2 separate regions of the Mus musculus genome follow, and region 1 is linked to region 2. The links are chromatin loops, found by intact Hi-C in ENCODE. Cell type or tissue: left cerebral cortex. All regions are shown on one strand.

What was found. Hi-C counts contacts between places; a loop is a spot of excess contacts. Peaks named below come from ENCODE experiments on the same cell type or tissue, not always from the same donor. Only the 100,000 strongest peaks of a DNase experiment are listed, where the experiment ranks them.
Region 1: it touches region 2 in a loop (3-fold over the local background); 10 of 42 quality-filtered maps call a loop at or near these places.

The regions. Positions count from the first base shown.
Region 1 is chr11:98,104,421-98,112,420 of GRCm38, reverse strand. Fbxl20 (F-box and leucine-rich repeat protein 20) reads left to right here. Exons shown (of 15, transcript NM_028149.1): 5 at 1,392-1,486; 6 at 2,859-2,927. Among named protein-coding and RNA genes, the nearest start is that of Fbxl20, 41 kb to the left of the region's middle. In left cerebral cortex, no CTCF peak of the experiment used is centred here; no DNase peak of the experiment used is centred here.
Region 2 is chr11:98,229,041-98,237,040 of GRCm38, reverse strand. Cdk12 (cyclin-dependent kinase 12) reads right to left here. Exons shown (of 14, transcript NM_001109626.1): 7 at 6,872-6,928; 8 at 5,956-6,057; 9 at 259-336. Among named protein-coding and RNA genes, the nearest start is that of Mir5119, 30 kb to the left of the region's middle. In left cerebral cortex, no CTCF peak of the experiment used is centred here; no DNase peak of the experiment used is centred here.

The DNA of each region.
Region 1 (8,000 bases), 120 kb after region 2:
TGGTTTTTATATTTGTTTATTTTACAGTAAGTAGGCTTAAACTTGTTGGGTGTGGTTATCTGTGTTTATTCTTGATGGGTGTCTTGATTCTTGGGGGAGCAAGAATAGATATAATTAAAACTACTAAATTGTTTTTAACTAATGAGACAATTTCCTTGGGATACAGTCTTTTTTCTCACTTAATCTTTTTAGTGTAGCCTGTTGGTTTCCTTTGAGTAGAAAAGTAGAATAGCGTCCAGGCATGCACACACCTCTGACCCCAGCACATGAGAAAGTCCAGAAGATCAGAAAGAAGCACAAGGTCAGGGGACAGGAGATGGCTCAGTTGATAAAGTCCTTGCCATACAGGCGTGAGGACCTGAGTTCAGATCCCAGCATCTATGTACAGGTCAGGGATGGAGGTACACCTCTAACTCCAAAACCAAGGGAGCGGTGGTGGAGACAGATGCATCCTAGAAGCTTGCTAGCCAGTCTACCACAGAAGAAGGGCTGCTCAGAGAGAAGCCCTATCTCAAAACATAAAATGAAGAAGCAGGTAGAGAAGACAGACATCCCAATAGCCTCTGGACCTGCACATACGTGTGTACCACATGGAGTTCAAGTTCACCCTCAGCCACATAGTAGTCATACTAGCCTTGGGTACAGGAGACACATCTCAAAACAACAACAAAAACAGAGCTGAGAAAATGGTTCAGCAGTTAAGAGCACTGGCTGCTTTTCTAGAGGACCCTGGTTTTGATTCCCAGATTCCACATGGCAGCTTACAGCCCTCTGTAGCTGCAGTTTCAGAAAATCAGGCTCCTTGTTGTGGCCAACACAACACAGGCACTGCATACATGTGATGCATAGGCATGCGTGGGATGCATAGGCATGCATGAAGCCTGAGCACTTACATTAAAATTTTAGAAAGGCACAAAAAACTCATTAACATTATACTGCGTTTACCCTACACTTTTCTGATCTTGTGGATGTGTGTACTTAACAAACATGACCCACAGGATCATTAAGCCACATGGCAAGTGCCCATTGAGTTCCTACTATGTGCAGAGTGTTATAGAGAGTTCTTAACAAAGGACACAAGAGTAAATGTGGATGGTTATGTCCTCCCATCGCTGTGGTTAACCCAGGCAAGCCCCATACATGACTTGGAATTCTACAAGGATAGGGCAGGACTATTCCTCAAATACAGGCTCCCCTTCAAGGTAAAGAGAGAGTACAGACCAGCCGTGTTCCCGTAGATGGGCTTCTCAGAGTACATTGAGATTTTCTAAAAAATTCTCTTTCTTAAAAGCCTTCTTCTGTTTATAAATTGCTTCTTATTTTTTTAAATGAGGATGTATTCTTGTCAAAAGTAACATAAGCTGTCTTTTTGCTTAACTGTCTCTTCATAGGGCCGGGTAGTGGAAAATATTTCAAAACGATGTGGAGGCTTTTTACGAAAGTTAAGTCTTCGTGGGTGTCTTGGAGTAGGAGACAATGCATTAAGGTAAAAGGAAAACTTTAAAAACTCTCAATCTTGTGCATTGAAGTAAAGAGCAGCACCAGCTCACTTAGGAAAGGCTAAACATTGAGTAGCTTTTAAATTTCTAAGCTGTTCAAAATGCAAACGTGTACATTGGTTATAACAAATTTCTAGTACGAAGTGGAGATCCAGGGTGCAGTAGCCTGTCCTAATAACCCCGCCGTGCAGTGTGTCCACCAAGGAGACACGGGTGAGCCTGGGCTACACAGCAAATGTAGGACAGAGATGAGATTTCAAAATGCTCTATACTAAAGCAGTTCTCTAGGGACCTTTAGTTAGATTATAGACTTCAGTTAACTCAAAGATAAAATGATTTTCAGCTTTTGTTGCCACAAAGATCCATGTTTAATCTCAGAAATTGAGAGGTTAAAGTAGAGGGATTGCAAGTCCACAGTCAGCCAGGGCGACACAGGGAGATCTTCTGAGAAAAGAAGAAAACATTTACAGTTTTAAGAATGGCTTGTGGAGCTGGGGGTGATAACACATGCCTTTAATCCCAGCACTGGGAAGGCAGAGGCAGGTGGATGTCTCTGAGTGCAAGACCAGTTTGTTCTACAAAGAAGGTTCTAGGACAGCCAGGGACACAGAAACCCTGTCTTGGATACAAAACAACAATAATAAATGAACAAAGGGACAGGCTGTGGGATTGATCTCTGTAGATCCACCAGCTACTTTGTGTTGAATTCACACCTCACACACAGATATAAAAGTTTGTTTTTCTTCATCCCAACAGTTTGATTTTGCAGATAGGTACTGGCTATTTCCTTTCACTGCCAACACAGCTGTCCAGAGTCAGCTCAGACTCTGCAGGCTAGCAGCGCAGTTTTATAATCAGCCCCTACTTAGCTGCTAGTTGCAAGTCCCAGTTGCTATGCACTTCTGGATGGCCCATAAAATCAGGTGTTATCATGACTCCTCCCACATTTTCGCACTTGCTAGCATGAGTCCAGTAGTTCAGGAAAGAGCTTTGGATGGTAGTAGTAACAGCTCACTACAAAGCACATGAGTAAGTAGCTGGAGGACGTGCTGTCCAGGGCAGGACTGAGGAGTGTCTGAAGACCAGAGCACCTGTCCTCGTGAAGTTGGCATGCCGCCTCCCCAGGACACCACCCCAGCAGCTCTCAAATAATGAGGACAAACAAAGCTCTCACCCCTGTTCCTCAGGGTATTACAGACATCTTAGGACCTCTATCCTGGAAGCTAGGGACCAAACCAATTATATATTTTAAATATTACAGCACCATAGGTGTCAACAACCAGTATTATTTTATGTCTTTTTTTATATCTAAAGTTTTGCCCAACTTATTTGTAACCTTTAACTTTTTTTCCCATAAAGGACCTTTGCACAAAACTGTAGGAATATTGAAGTACTAAGTCTCAACGGATGTACAAAGACAACAGATGCGTGAGTATTGGCTTCAGGAGGCACTGTCATTAGTCCGTAGTCTGCCCTATTCTGGTCTTGACTGTAGTCTCCTGAACACAGTGAATTAAGTAAGTTCCCTTGGTTTTATGAACGATTCTTTTTTTTGTCTGGCTTATGATGCTAAGGCGTGAGCCCAGGGCCTTGTGCTATACCTCTGAGCTACGTCCCCAGTGCTAGAAGAAAAAAAAACTAAAGGGAAAAGCAATGAAGGGAGAGGTGGAACAGAAGGCTTCCTTTGAGCTCCTTCATCTGTGATATTTAAAGTGGGACTTAAACACTACAGCTAACGTATGTGCTGTAAGGCTGAGAATCAAACGCCACATGACAATAGTTGCACAAAATGATTAAAATGGTAAACGTACACCTAAATGGCCAGTGCTGTTCAAGGACGACTGTGGCCTCTACTCCTCATACAAAAACGGCTAACACAATCCTTCATCTTTGAGACTCTTACAGTCAGACATGAGATACACAAATGGGCATGAAAAACTTCAGCCCCAGGTTATCCGTTGGTGGTCATGTAAATTAAGTCTCATTTAAATGCTCTGTAGCAGAGTTGTCCTAAAGTGAAGGCTGAGAATAGTGGACAGACAGGAGCCAGGGTTGGTTATGGAGTTCCCATTCAAAATGTCAAATAATTCAAAATTGTTTGAATGCTGGGGAGACACAAGAGCACAGGGCACGTGGGTGTTTTATTTCTCTTCTTTGAGGCCTTTGGCTGAGGAGTGCCAATTTTAAGCCAACGTATAAAAACTCTGTCTCAAAAACAAAAAGGAAGACGAGCAGAAGTGATTTGTGTCCATAACCCCGGTGCTTGGTACTTGGGAAGTAGAAGCAGTAGATCATGAGTTCTAGACCAGCCTCTTCTACATAGTGAGTTTCAGGGCAGCCTAAACTACAGGAGATTCTGTCTCCAAACAAAACCAAACTGGGGCAGGGGAGGCCTGAGTCTCAAAGCCATCCCTAGGAACTGAAAGCAAGTAAGGTCCACGAACCGAAGTTAAGTTCTAATCTGTGTTGGTGCCATAACAACTCAGAAAGAATTTCTCTCTACTGACTTTTTTGTTTGTGCTGGAGGCCTGAGGTGTTCATGTGTGCTCTGAGCACGACCGTCACCCAGCCTCGGCTGGTGTTACTGTGGCCATTCTTCTCCGGATCATAGACCCCTCCTACTTATTTACCCTCTCTGAGTTTGTCAGTACTTGGAAGAAAAAAGCCCTAGACATGGTATTTAATTTGTAAATATTTTAGACTAGATTTACATCTTAATGATCAAGGCCTCTTTATTCTTAGTACTGAAGATCAGACTCAAATCTTGTGCATTTAGGCAAGCTCTACCATTGAACTAAAACTCTAGCTCCAGGTCTGTGAAATCCTTTTGTTTGTAGACAGGGTTTCTCCGTGTGGGCCTGGCTGTCCTGGAACTCACTTTTTAGACAAAACTGTAGACCAGGCTGGCCTAAACTCAGGAAAGTCAACCAGTGCTGGGATTAAAGGTTTGTGTAGCTGCCACTGTAGCCGCTGTCGGTGCCTGGCTAAGTCAGTGGAATTCTTGCCTGGGGCTCCCGGCCCACCAATCCCATGAAAAGCTCTGAATACTTAGTAAACAAGGTAGAGTATAAAAACCAGTGGCTTGGAGTTGGCTCCTAGATAGGCTCACTTGATTTAAAACATTAGCAATAAAAATGATAATGAGGAGAGCGAAAGCAAAGGCCCTTTTAGCTTGAGGCTGTAGGTCACTAACCCTCAGGATGTAGCAGTCAGTGAGGCATATTTCCCTGGGCTGGAGAGAGCTCAGGGCTTAGGATGCTCTTACAGAGGACCCAGACTCAGTTTCCCTCACTTACAGCTCACATCCTTCAGTGATTCCAGGTCCAGGAGATGTGGTGCCCTTTTCAGACATGCACACGCTGCACTCACAGACGGGAATAAACATAAAGTAAAAATAAATCCAAGAAAAGAAACCTCACGTATCCTTGTTGGCCAGAGGCTATGTTCACAGGCAGCAGTGGCAAGAATAAACACAAGATGGCCACATATGCCTGGTTGGTGGATTTTAGGCTTATAGAAAAGTACCAAGGAGGCCGGGCGTGGTGGCGCACGCCTTTAATCCCAGCACTCGGGAAGAAGAGGTAGGCGGATTTCTGAGTTCGAGGCCAGCCTGGTCTACAAAGTGAGTTCCAGGACATCCAGGGCTATACAGAGAAACCCTGTCTGGAAAGACCAAAAGAAAAGAAAAGAACCAAGGAAAAGATACTTGAAAAGAGCTGGAACTTGGAATGTCCTCTCTAGCCCACGTGTGAACTATCAGTATAACGTGGAAGCTGTGCTTCCGTGGGCAGAACACTCAGTGGAAAGAAGTAAGGGAAACAAACGCTGGGTAGGAGCACCATCAGCCCCTGTGTCTGGATGAGACGGTCAGTTAGTGTCTGCTAAAGACATAAATAACGAGCCTCCCTCTGGAAGGTACAGTCCAGAAGGCAGGCAGGAATGATTTAAAGAGGATTGCTATAGTCCCACTTTGGGAAAGCAGAGGTTAAGACCAGGCTAGACTACATAGATCCCTTCTCAAAAACCTGAAAGAGGGCCTGGTATGCAACTCAGTCTGGAATGACCAGCATGGGTAAATCCCTGGGGAACAGTACCTAGCAACATACATACAAAAAAAAAAAAAAAAAAAAAAAAGAAGAAGAAGAAGAAAGAAAGGAAGAAAGAAATACACTTTAGATCCCACACAAGTAAATTAATACCTTTAATCTCAGCAAGTGGGAACTGGAGACAGAAGTAGGCAGATCTCTGTGTTAGAATCCAGCCTGGTCTGCAGAGCAAGATCTAAGCCCTGCCAGACAGCATAGTAAAACCCTTCCCCTTACATAGGGAAATGCATAGAAATAAAAGAATGGAAAATACTGTCTATGCAGAACATTCTACCCAGTGATTGCAGAGAGCACACTGTGTTCTGGACACTTAGAATAGACCATAGGCTGGGTACTAGACAAGCTTAATAAGATTAAAATAATTAACTGGGTGTTCTCTTTTTATAACTAGAGAGGTCTTTGACAGAAGAAAATATGAGGGAATACCAAGAATTTAAAAATTCAAGCAATAAGCAATATACATTTAACCCATAAGTTAAAGACAGAAATTCTCTAAATCCTTTGAGGTGAATGGGAATAAGCGAACCAGTTCCTGCCTGCGGTCTCTGCACTTGGGACCCTGAGGCAGAGGTATTACCTAAGGTTTCAGACCAGCCTGAGCTACGGTGATTATCCAGGTTCTCCAGGAGACGCACATATTCTCATATAACAGAAGAGACCCTTCATTTTCTTTTAATGGAATAAACATGAAATCATAAGACCAAGCCAGGCATGGTGGTACACACCTTTAATCCCAGCATTTAAGAAGAGATAGGAAGAGTTCAAGGCTCTTTTAAGTTGAGTGATTTTTAGGAAAATTTCCCAGGTTAATGCATCATAAAAGTCCCGCCTGACAAGAGTCCACACCTTAATCTCAGCACTCAGGGTTGAGGTCAGAGAATTAAGGCACAGTGGGCTCCAAAGCGAGTGCCAGGCTTGCTACATAGCTCTAGACCTACAGGAGGCTGTGACCTGAGGAACTCTAGCAGACCTACCCGGAGGCTGTGACCTGAGGAACTCTAGCAGACCTACCCGGAGGCTGCGACCTGAGGAAGTCCGGGTTTTGCTTAGGGCTACAGAGTGAGCTCAAGGTCAGCTTGGGTGACTCAGTGATACCCTGTCACCAAAAAATAAAACAAAAATCTAGAGACATGAGAGACATAAATCAATGTTAGAACACTGGCCTAACACACATGCAGCCCCCTCGTCAATCCTCGGTACTATGAAAGAAGAGAAAAATGTGCTGTTGTGTTTCTGCTATGCGTAGCCCAGGCTAGCCTGAAACTAACTCTTGACCCCTTCTTCAGCCATCCCAAATGCTGTGATATGAGGGGTGTGTGCTACCACACCCTACTATAACATTTTACTTAATACTGAAAGGCTCCTTTACCTCTAAGGTCAGGAGCAAAATAATGGTGCCAATGTGGGGCCTGGGGTGGGGCAGGTGAACCACTCCAGCTACTAAAGTCTGTTAAATCTGTCCTCTGTCACTGAGCCTGCACACTTTGTGTTTGGAGCATTTAGCTGGTGCTGTAAGTTTGAGGGTTTTTCTTTTGTAATACATTTTAGACACATAGAAAACAAATAAGGAAACAAACAATGAAGTAAAACCTTATTAGTGGTGAAGAAGCCTACAGACCCGTTCATGCAGATTCATAAGCTAGGGTTGGAGAGGAGGCTCAGCCAGCAGGAGCACTGCTTCTGCAGAGGGTTGCAGCTGTACTCCAGTTCCCTACTCCCTTCCTCTCTCTCTCATACACACACACTCACACAATGTTTTTAACTTAAAAACAGTCTTAAGCCAATGTAAGTACACCTGTAATCCTAGCATTTGGAGAGCCAAAGATAAAAATTGGATCAGGAGTTCAAGAGTTCAAGGCCAGCCTCACCTATGTAAGATGCTATAGTAAGCATGATGGATGTGGTGGCATACACCACAGTCCCAGCACTGGAAAGCAGAGCAGGTGGATCTCTGCTAGTTCCAGGACAGCCAGGTCTATACAGAGAAACATGTCAAAATACATACATACATGCATACATACATACATACATACATACAAACATACAAAAATTAAATCATAAACCACAAAAACCTGCTAGTATTCACAAAAAGTTTAAGAACTGTTTAGGGCCCGTGAGATGGTGATAACCTGGGTTCAGTCCTGGGGACCATAGTGGAAGGATGGAAGGAACTCCCAAAGTTGACCCATGGCTTCCACATACATGCTGTACCACATTTGTGCCCAAACTCAATAATTGTTCTCCTCCTCCTCCTCTTCCTCCTCTTCCTTATCCTCATCCCATCTTAACACACCTTCAGCCCCCACGTTCAGGAGACAAGAGGCAGGCAAATCTCTTGAGTAAGGCCAGCCTAGTCTACATAGTGAGTTCCATGATAGCCAGGACTATATAGCTA
Region 2 (8,000 bases):
TATTTTATTAATACAAAAAACTTAATTTTATATTTAATAAAATGTAAAAGTATTAAGCATTAAGCATATGTCAAAAATTACCTTAAATTCAATTTGTGTTTTTTTAACAGTAAATTTGGGATTTGTATATTAATTATATATATCTATTACACGAGGTTATGTAAAACATTCTTAGGTGCAAACAGGTTATAAGTGAAAAAGTTTAAGAAATTCTTATTGACTATATACAGGCACTTAAGAGCATATGTGTAACCATACCTGATAAGTTCTAGCTGAGCCAGTTCTAAATTGGCTTGAAAAATAGGTTTCTTTGTGAACAGTTCTCCAAGGATGCACCTAAAAAGAGTAAAATTCATAGGTTAGAAAAAAATCCCTTGAGTAGAGTGTCTTTCAATAAACTTTTAAGTATCCTGGGCTACATACAATATACTGTGTGGTAAACTAGCCCAGAACTTCAGTGTCTGGGTTCCCTAAAAGACAAAAACAATTTCTTGAAGTGAAAACACATTATAAAAGTTTGCCAGCATACATTTGCCCGCATATCAAATTCTACAGTCCTTCATAAGCAAAAGGAATTAATAGGAGTTCTTTATCTGTCACACCATGGTAATCTAAGAAAGTACACACAAGTTTACAAGATGCATAGCAGTCAAAGAGAATTTGTTTTCATTAATGTGCTCTGTAGAACTATACTCTACTATTATAACCCCTTTGGCAATATATTTATAAAGAAAACAATGAATTATCAGATAAATATAGTTTCATCAAGACTTTTAAATAAATTCTCTTTAAATACCTTAGTTATTTTAAGATGGATATTGGGGGCTAGGAGATGGTTCAGTGGGTGAATGAAGTATTGAGGACCGATGTTTGCATCTATGGAAGTCACACAAAGCTGAGTGTGGTCATGTGTGCCTAAAATGCTTGTGATTCTATAGCAAGGCAGGAAGATTCTTGGAAGTTGGACCAGCAGTGAACAAAACAGAGTCACACATTCCTTCATTCACACATGCATATACATTGTATATGTAACAAACTTAAGTGAATAAAATAAAAAATACTCTAGAACATCATGAAAAGGACTTGCGTCCAATTCCTAGCACCCACATGGTGGCTCACATCAAATTGTGATTCTAGTTCCAAAGAATCCATACCTTCTGAGCTCCTCAGGTATCAGGCATACAGTGTAAAAACACACATTCAAGTAGACAAAATATTCACATATAAAATAATTAAATCTTAAGAAGGAAGGAAGGAAGGAGAGAAGGAAGGAAAGGAAAGGAAATGGAAAAAAAGAAAAAAAAAGAAAAAGAAAAAGAAAAAGAGATTGCCAGGTATGATGGTGTATGCCTTTGATCCCAAGTGAGGCCAACATGGTTTCCAACGTTTCAGGGCAGTCAGGGCTATGTTACAAGGACACTGTCTCAAAAAAGACAGAAGAAAGAGCTTTGTAATAAACTATTTAGAGTTTCAAGACATCTGTGCACAAAATAGTTACTAATTTTAAGAGGGAAAATATTAACGTTTGTGAGAAAAAAAAGTGACTATAATTGTTATCATTTCTAAAGGGCAAGTGAAGTCTATGTAAATGTACATAAAATATCCAATGAGGAACATAACACTGCTTAAGGTATATTCTAGCTAAAAATACATAACCTGAACCTGGTCTACATTCTTCAAAATAATAAATGATGTGAAATATAAAAAAGGCTACAGCAGTGTTCCAAACTAAAGAAGACTTTGATAAAGGAAGCAGCTATAACTACACTATTTGAGAAGAAGTGAGTTACAAACTAAGATGTGCAACAGCAGATAAACAATTAATAAAAACAAAAAAAAAGATTAGTGTAATGTACACACCTCGAGTAAACAAAGGTATTATTTCTAGGACATCATTAGTACAGAGCTAGAATAGGAACATAGACTAAAGCACTATATAGGGTAAAGTTATCCTGGACTAATATTAAACTTCCTTTCTGCGATAGCTCTCTGGTTGACCTTGAAATTGGAATTATCCTTCCTCTGTGATTGGAGACAGAATTATAGGTATGCACTTCCCTGTTCAGCCCTGTTAAATTCATTTAACTTGGTAATTATATTATGGTTATATGGACCTCTGTAAGTTGGAGGCTAACCTAATCTACACAATACCTTCCAGGCAGCCAGGAGATACAGAAAGTAATACTGTCTTCAAAAAAGTTTTTTTTAAAAAAAGTGATACTAGAGTAGTGCTAATTGCTAATTACTTTAATGTGCTTTTTGTTGTGTTTTGGGAACACATAATCTCATGTAGTCTGGACCTAAACTCCCAATTCTCCAGCCTCCACCTGTAAAATGTCAGGATTTCAGGCCCTTGGCTCCACCCTAGGCTGCTATATAAAATTTCATTTACTAATTCTTTGAGGATTTTATACGATTATTTTGATCATAATGACTTACAATGATCATTTTTTTATTATCTGTATATGTGTTTCTTTGGAGACTAGAAGTATTTTACCCCTTGACTAGAATTACATGTATTACCTGATCTATGTGCTGAGAACTGAGCCATCTCTCCAGCTCCTAAGATATTTATTTTAAATTTTCGTGTGTGTGTGTCTGGGTTATGCGCATGTATGTGCATATGCCCACAGAAATCAGAAACATCCAATCCCCTGGGACTGGAGTTAAAGACGGTTGTCAGCTCCCATGTGGAGTACCTGGCAAGAGCACCAGAGCTATCAATCACTGAGCTCCTTTACTGGCCCCAGCCCTCTCCCATCTCCTCCTCTTTTGTTTTTTTGAGAATGGGTCTCACTACGTATACCTGACTTGCTTAGACTCTGCTATGTAGACTAGTTTGGCCTGGATCAGAGATATAGACCTACCTCTGCCTCCCAAGTGGCCATACCATAGACTACTATGTATCATTTTATTACCATTTTTAATTTCAAGTAATCTAATTCTACTTCACCTATAATTTATTAGCTTTTCTATTGTCTATCTTGATTTGAAGTGGAAATGGTAGAAATAAATTTTTTTCCAATATTAACTGTCAAATTCAACGTTTAAATACAGTTTTATAACAACTAGTGGAAATAGAAGAGCAGTAAAAAAAGGATCCCAAAGGAATAATTAGGTTTGTTTAAAACATTTAGAGACAGTGTTTGGTTTGTTTGGTTCCCACCCACCCACCCCCCAGGGGGGGGTTGTTTGTTTGTTTGAGAAATGGTTTTCTCTGTAGCCCAAGCTGTCCTAGAACTTGCTCTGTAAACTAGGCTAGCCTCACAGAGCCTGCCTTTGCCTCCCAACTACTGGGACAAAAAGCCTAAACCAGCAACACTAATATTAATAAAGGTAATTCGTTAGACTAGTAGTTCTAATTTCTGCCCTGACTTGTATGCCTAAATGCTAGAATCCTTAAGTGTGAAAGACTTTTTTATTATGTGACCAACATTTTATTTATCATAGTAAGCTTGCAAGTTGCACAGACTGAGAAGAAACAGCACAATACACTTAGTTATACATTTCTCCCATGTATCTTGCTTTTCCTTGTGTTGTTTTTTAAGAGAGGTTCTCTAATGTACCCCAGGTTGACACACCAGAAGAGGGCATCAGATCCCATCACAGATGGTTGTGAGCCACCATGAGGTTGCTAAGAATTAAACTCAGGACCTCTGGAAGTGCTCTTAACCACTGAGCCATTTCTCCTGTTCCAACTCTGAACTCTAGATTTTCCTGCCTCTAGATCTTCCTCATGCATTTTAATGAGTTGTTAACTTTCCAGGTTAGCTATAATTTGGGCTAGTACTATTGAATACAAATATATTCACCTTGAGTCATTAAAACCAAAATAAAGCGTGATTTCATTTTGGTAAGATACCATCTTGTTGAATTTTAAAAATAAAAACCATAGCACTCTTCTTAAAAGATCTATAATAGAGTAATAGAAAAAGAATGGGAGAGCTGAGCTAGAGAGATGATTCAGCGGTTAAGAGTTCTTCCCGAGATACTGAGTTCAAGTTCTAGCAACCACATGGTGACTGAGAACCATTTAGAATGAGTTCTGATGACCTCTTCTGGCATGTAGGTATATATTCAGATAGAGCATTTGTATATATAAAATAAATCTTAAAAAAGTAAAAAAAAAAAAAAAAAAAAAAAAAAAGGAATGGGAAAGATGACATGCTATTTTAGGAGGTATGTATGTGGGAATCATAACCAACAAAGTTTAAGGCCAGTTTGCCACACGATATACAAACAAAAAACAGAGGCCATTTAGAAAATGTAGGACCCAGACATAGTGGTACATGCTTTCAAACCTAGCACCTTCAGGGGCAGGGTGACTGAACCAGGTGAATCTCTAGGAATTATAAGATCAGCCTAGTCTATATATCAATTTCCAGGGAAGCCAGGGCTACATAACAAGACCCTGTCTTGAAAGAATTAATAAAAATAAAAACACTTTAATCTTTAACATACAAATGTGGATTTTAAATTTCATTTTCAAACCAGAAATAGTATACATGTCTGTAATCCCAAAACTTGGATGCAAGGGACTTAGGAGTAAAAGGTCATCTTGGGCTATATATTGAGTTTGACGATAGCCTGGGCTAAATGTGACCTTGTCTTAAAGAAAAATCTTTTTTACATTTGCCATGTCAGTGCACACTTACAACACCAGCATTTGGGAAGAAGAGGCAGAAAGATTGTCACAATATGAAGCCAGCTTGGTCAATATAGTAAGCCAAGATAGACATGGCTAGAGAGATCCTGATTAGAAAAAGCAAAAGGAAAGAAGAAAAAAAGGAGGTAGGAGGAAACATTAAAAAAAGAGAAGGGGGAGCTGGCGAGATGGCTCAGTGGTTAAGAGTGCCAACTGCTCTTCCGAAGGTCCTGAGTTCAAATCCCAACAACCACATGGTGGCTCACAACCATCCGGAACAAAATCTGATGCCCTCTTCTGGAGTGTCTGAAGACAGCTACAATGTACTTACATTACTTACATATAAATAAATAAATAAATCTTTCTTAAAAAAAAAAAAAAGAGAGAGAGGGAGAAAGCTCCTTATGAGAAATGGCTGAACTGCAGACAGAAGGAAGACTATTTATTAACAATGTATCAAGAGAACTCTAGAACTAACCTCATCACTTTTAGACTAGACAAAGATTAGGAAGTTTGAAAAAGAACTACAATGATAAAGACTAGAAAAATGGCTAGATGGTTTTCACCACTTGCTGTTCTTGAAGAAGACCAGAGTTTGGTTCCCAGCACCCAGGTCATGCACCCCACAGCCACCTGTTACTTCTAGCTCTGGGGGTCTGACACCCTCTTCTACTTTGCGTGGGCACTTCCACACACTTGGCATATGCTCCTGTGCTCTCCTTTTCTCTCTCTCCCCATTAAAACATATCAAATATGCAAGTCAATTAGTTTCTAATGAACCCAATAAACAAAAATCCAATGAAACAAATCTTCTCACTGGTCATTTTTAGAGGACAGTAGAAAACCACTTCACTACTTTGAAAACTGGTAAACAAAATGTAATACTGAGGATGATCCAAGACTTCACACGACACAGGCAAGTGTTATTTTTGTTTGTGACAGTGGCAACAATAATAAAAAATAAAACTGGAGACATCTATAGAATAAATGATCTAGTTTTCTCTAAGCAGATTATAAGGAAACAAATGAAAATCTAGAGATGGAAGGGAGACCTGAGATAAGCTGGGCATAGTGATACATGCTTGATAATCCTAGTTAATTGTGGGCAGAAGCATTACAAGCCTGGGAAGCCAGTTACTACATTGTTTCCAGTTTTGTTTTCTTTTAAAAAAAAAGTAAGATTCATTTATATTTATATTTATGTATGTGTGTAAATGAGCATACAGTTAAAAAAGACAAATAGCAAATATAAAGAGGAAACAGTATATGTTATGAGTTACCAACAAAATAAAAGGTTAAGACAGTCTTACCCACAGCTCCAAACATCAATGGCTGGTGTGTATCTTTCCTCTCCAAGAAGAAGCTCTGGAGGTCGATACCAAAGAGTGATGACTTTGTTTGTGTAAGGGCGACTGAAATGTAAAACCATCAGAATATAAATTTGGATAGGTTACCTTTTTTGTGTATTTTTCATATTTTTGACAAAAAAATATGTAACTAAACACTAAAAATAGCTGCAATTAAAGATGAGGTTGTTAAAACAATTCCAATAACAAATTAACAGGCTAAAAGCAAGCTGGACATGAGTGAAAGATGAAGAGCTAATTTCTAGTCCAATTTGGGTTAACTTATTTTATTTAATAAAGGGCAGATTGAAGAATTCAGGCAGTGTCTAAAAATCATGGCACTTTTTTTTAATGCCAGAACCCCCCATATGTGTGAAAGACACTCATACATAATGTACACAACCACACACTGTACACACAACTCCAGCTTCAGGTGGATTTGATGCCTATGTAGTCAAATGGGTTTGATGAACAGGCATACACAAAGTTAAAAAGCAGTCTTTAAACATAACAAACAAACAACAACAAAAGAATGAAGGGGATGGTAGCCCATGCCTTTAATTCCAGCACTCAGCAGGCAAAGGCAGGTGTACTGCCGTAAGGTCAATGCCAGCCTGGCTTACAGAGTCAATTCTAGGACAGCTAGTACAACAAACAAAAACCCATTGCAAAACAAACAAAAGATCTATGTAAAATTCAAATTAGGGAATTCTAAAAATCACTATAATTTATAGAATTTGAGAATATCAGAAAATTAAAAAGATTCTTCTCTAATTTCCACCCTTAGTTTTACTTTTTTGAGATAGTGTTTTTACTATGCCAAAGTTGGTCATAGGTCACAAGTAAAGCTTGCCATATGTGATGCTGACAAATGCCTCACCTCTCTTCAGAGTTATAGAGCCGAGCAAGTCCAAAATCTGCCAGTTTGATTTGCCCGCTGAAAAACAAATTATTTTCATAAATAAAAGCAGCAGTGCTCAAACTACACTTGGAAACTTAAGTGCCAATTAAAGAGCTAAATGAATTATAAAAATTAATTTTGATGCCCATTTCTATTAATCATATTTCTATTAACGGTTAACCTGCCCAATTTAAATTTTCCAGACAAAGCTTGTAATGCCTCACAATATTTTTCTATTATTACATTTTTGCATTTGATTTCTAATTTATCTTTTGACTAAGGAGTATACATATATCACCCTGCTTGATTCCAACTCTTAAAACAATCATCTATCTTACTTCAACCTGGCCAAAAACTGGGACTATAGCTATGTATCTTCCATGCTAGCTCGAAACATTTACTTCTTTTTATTATTTTTTTAATTTGAGATAGAATTTATCACATAAAACCAGACTCAAACTAACAAAGATCCACTTGCCTTTGCCTCTTTATACTAAGATAAAAGGCGTACACCGTTACACTTAGCCTTTAAATATTTTCTGGTAGACATCTGTGCCTAGTACATGTGTTAATGCAATACCTAATTTTGAAGACAAACATAATGGCACTTTTTCTTTTTTCTTTTTTTTTTTTTTTGGTTTTTCGAAACAGGTTTTCTGTGTAGCCCTGGCTGTCCTCGAACTCGAGATCTGCCTGCCTCTGCCTCCCAAGTGCTGGGATTAAAGGTGTGCGCCACCACCTCCCAGCTGAATGTACATTTCTAACAAGCTCATCCATGACACCAACAGAGCTAGTCTGAGAATTATTACTTTTTTTTTTAGACTGCATATTGCTATGGACTTCAGGCTGTTTAAACTCATCATCTTTGTGCCTCTGCACTACCATGCAGCTTGAGACACTCCTTTAAAGGAATCAGAATCCCCTTTGACTCTGCTCAGTAGTGACTGTCTAATTCACTCTCTACCTTCCCTTCTCCCATTCTCTCTTCATCCTCCTTCCATCTAATATAGTGCTAGGTATTAAACTCAGGTACTTGTGCATGCTAAGTGTTCTAATTACTGAACTACATTCCCATCCCTCAGTATACAGAGATGTCAAAGAGTATTTT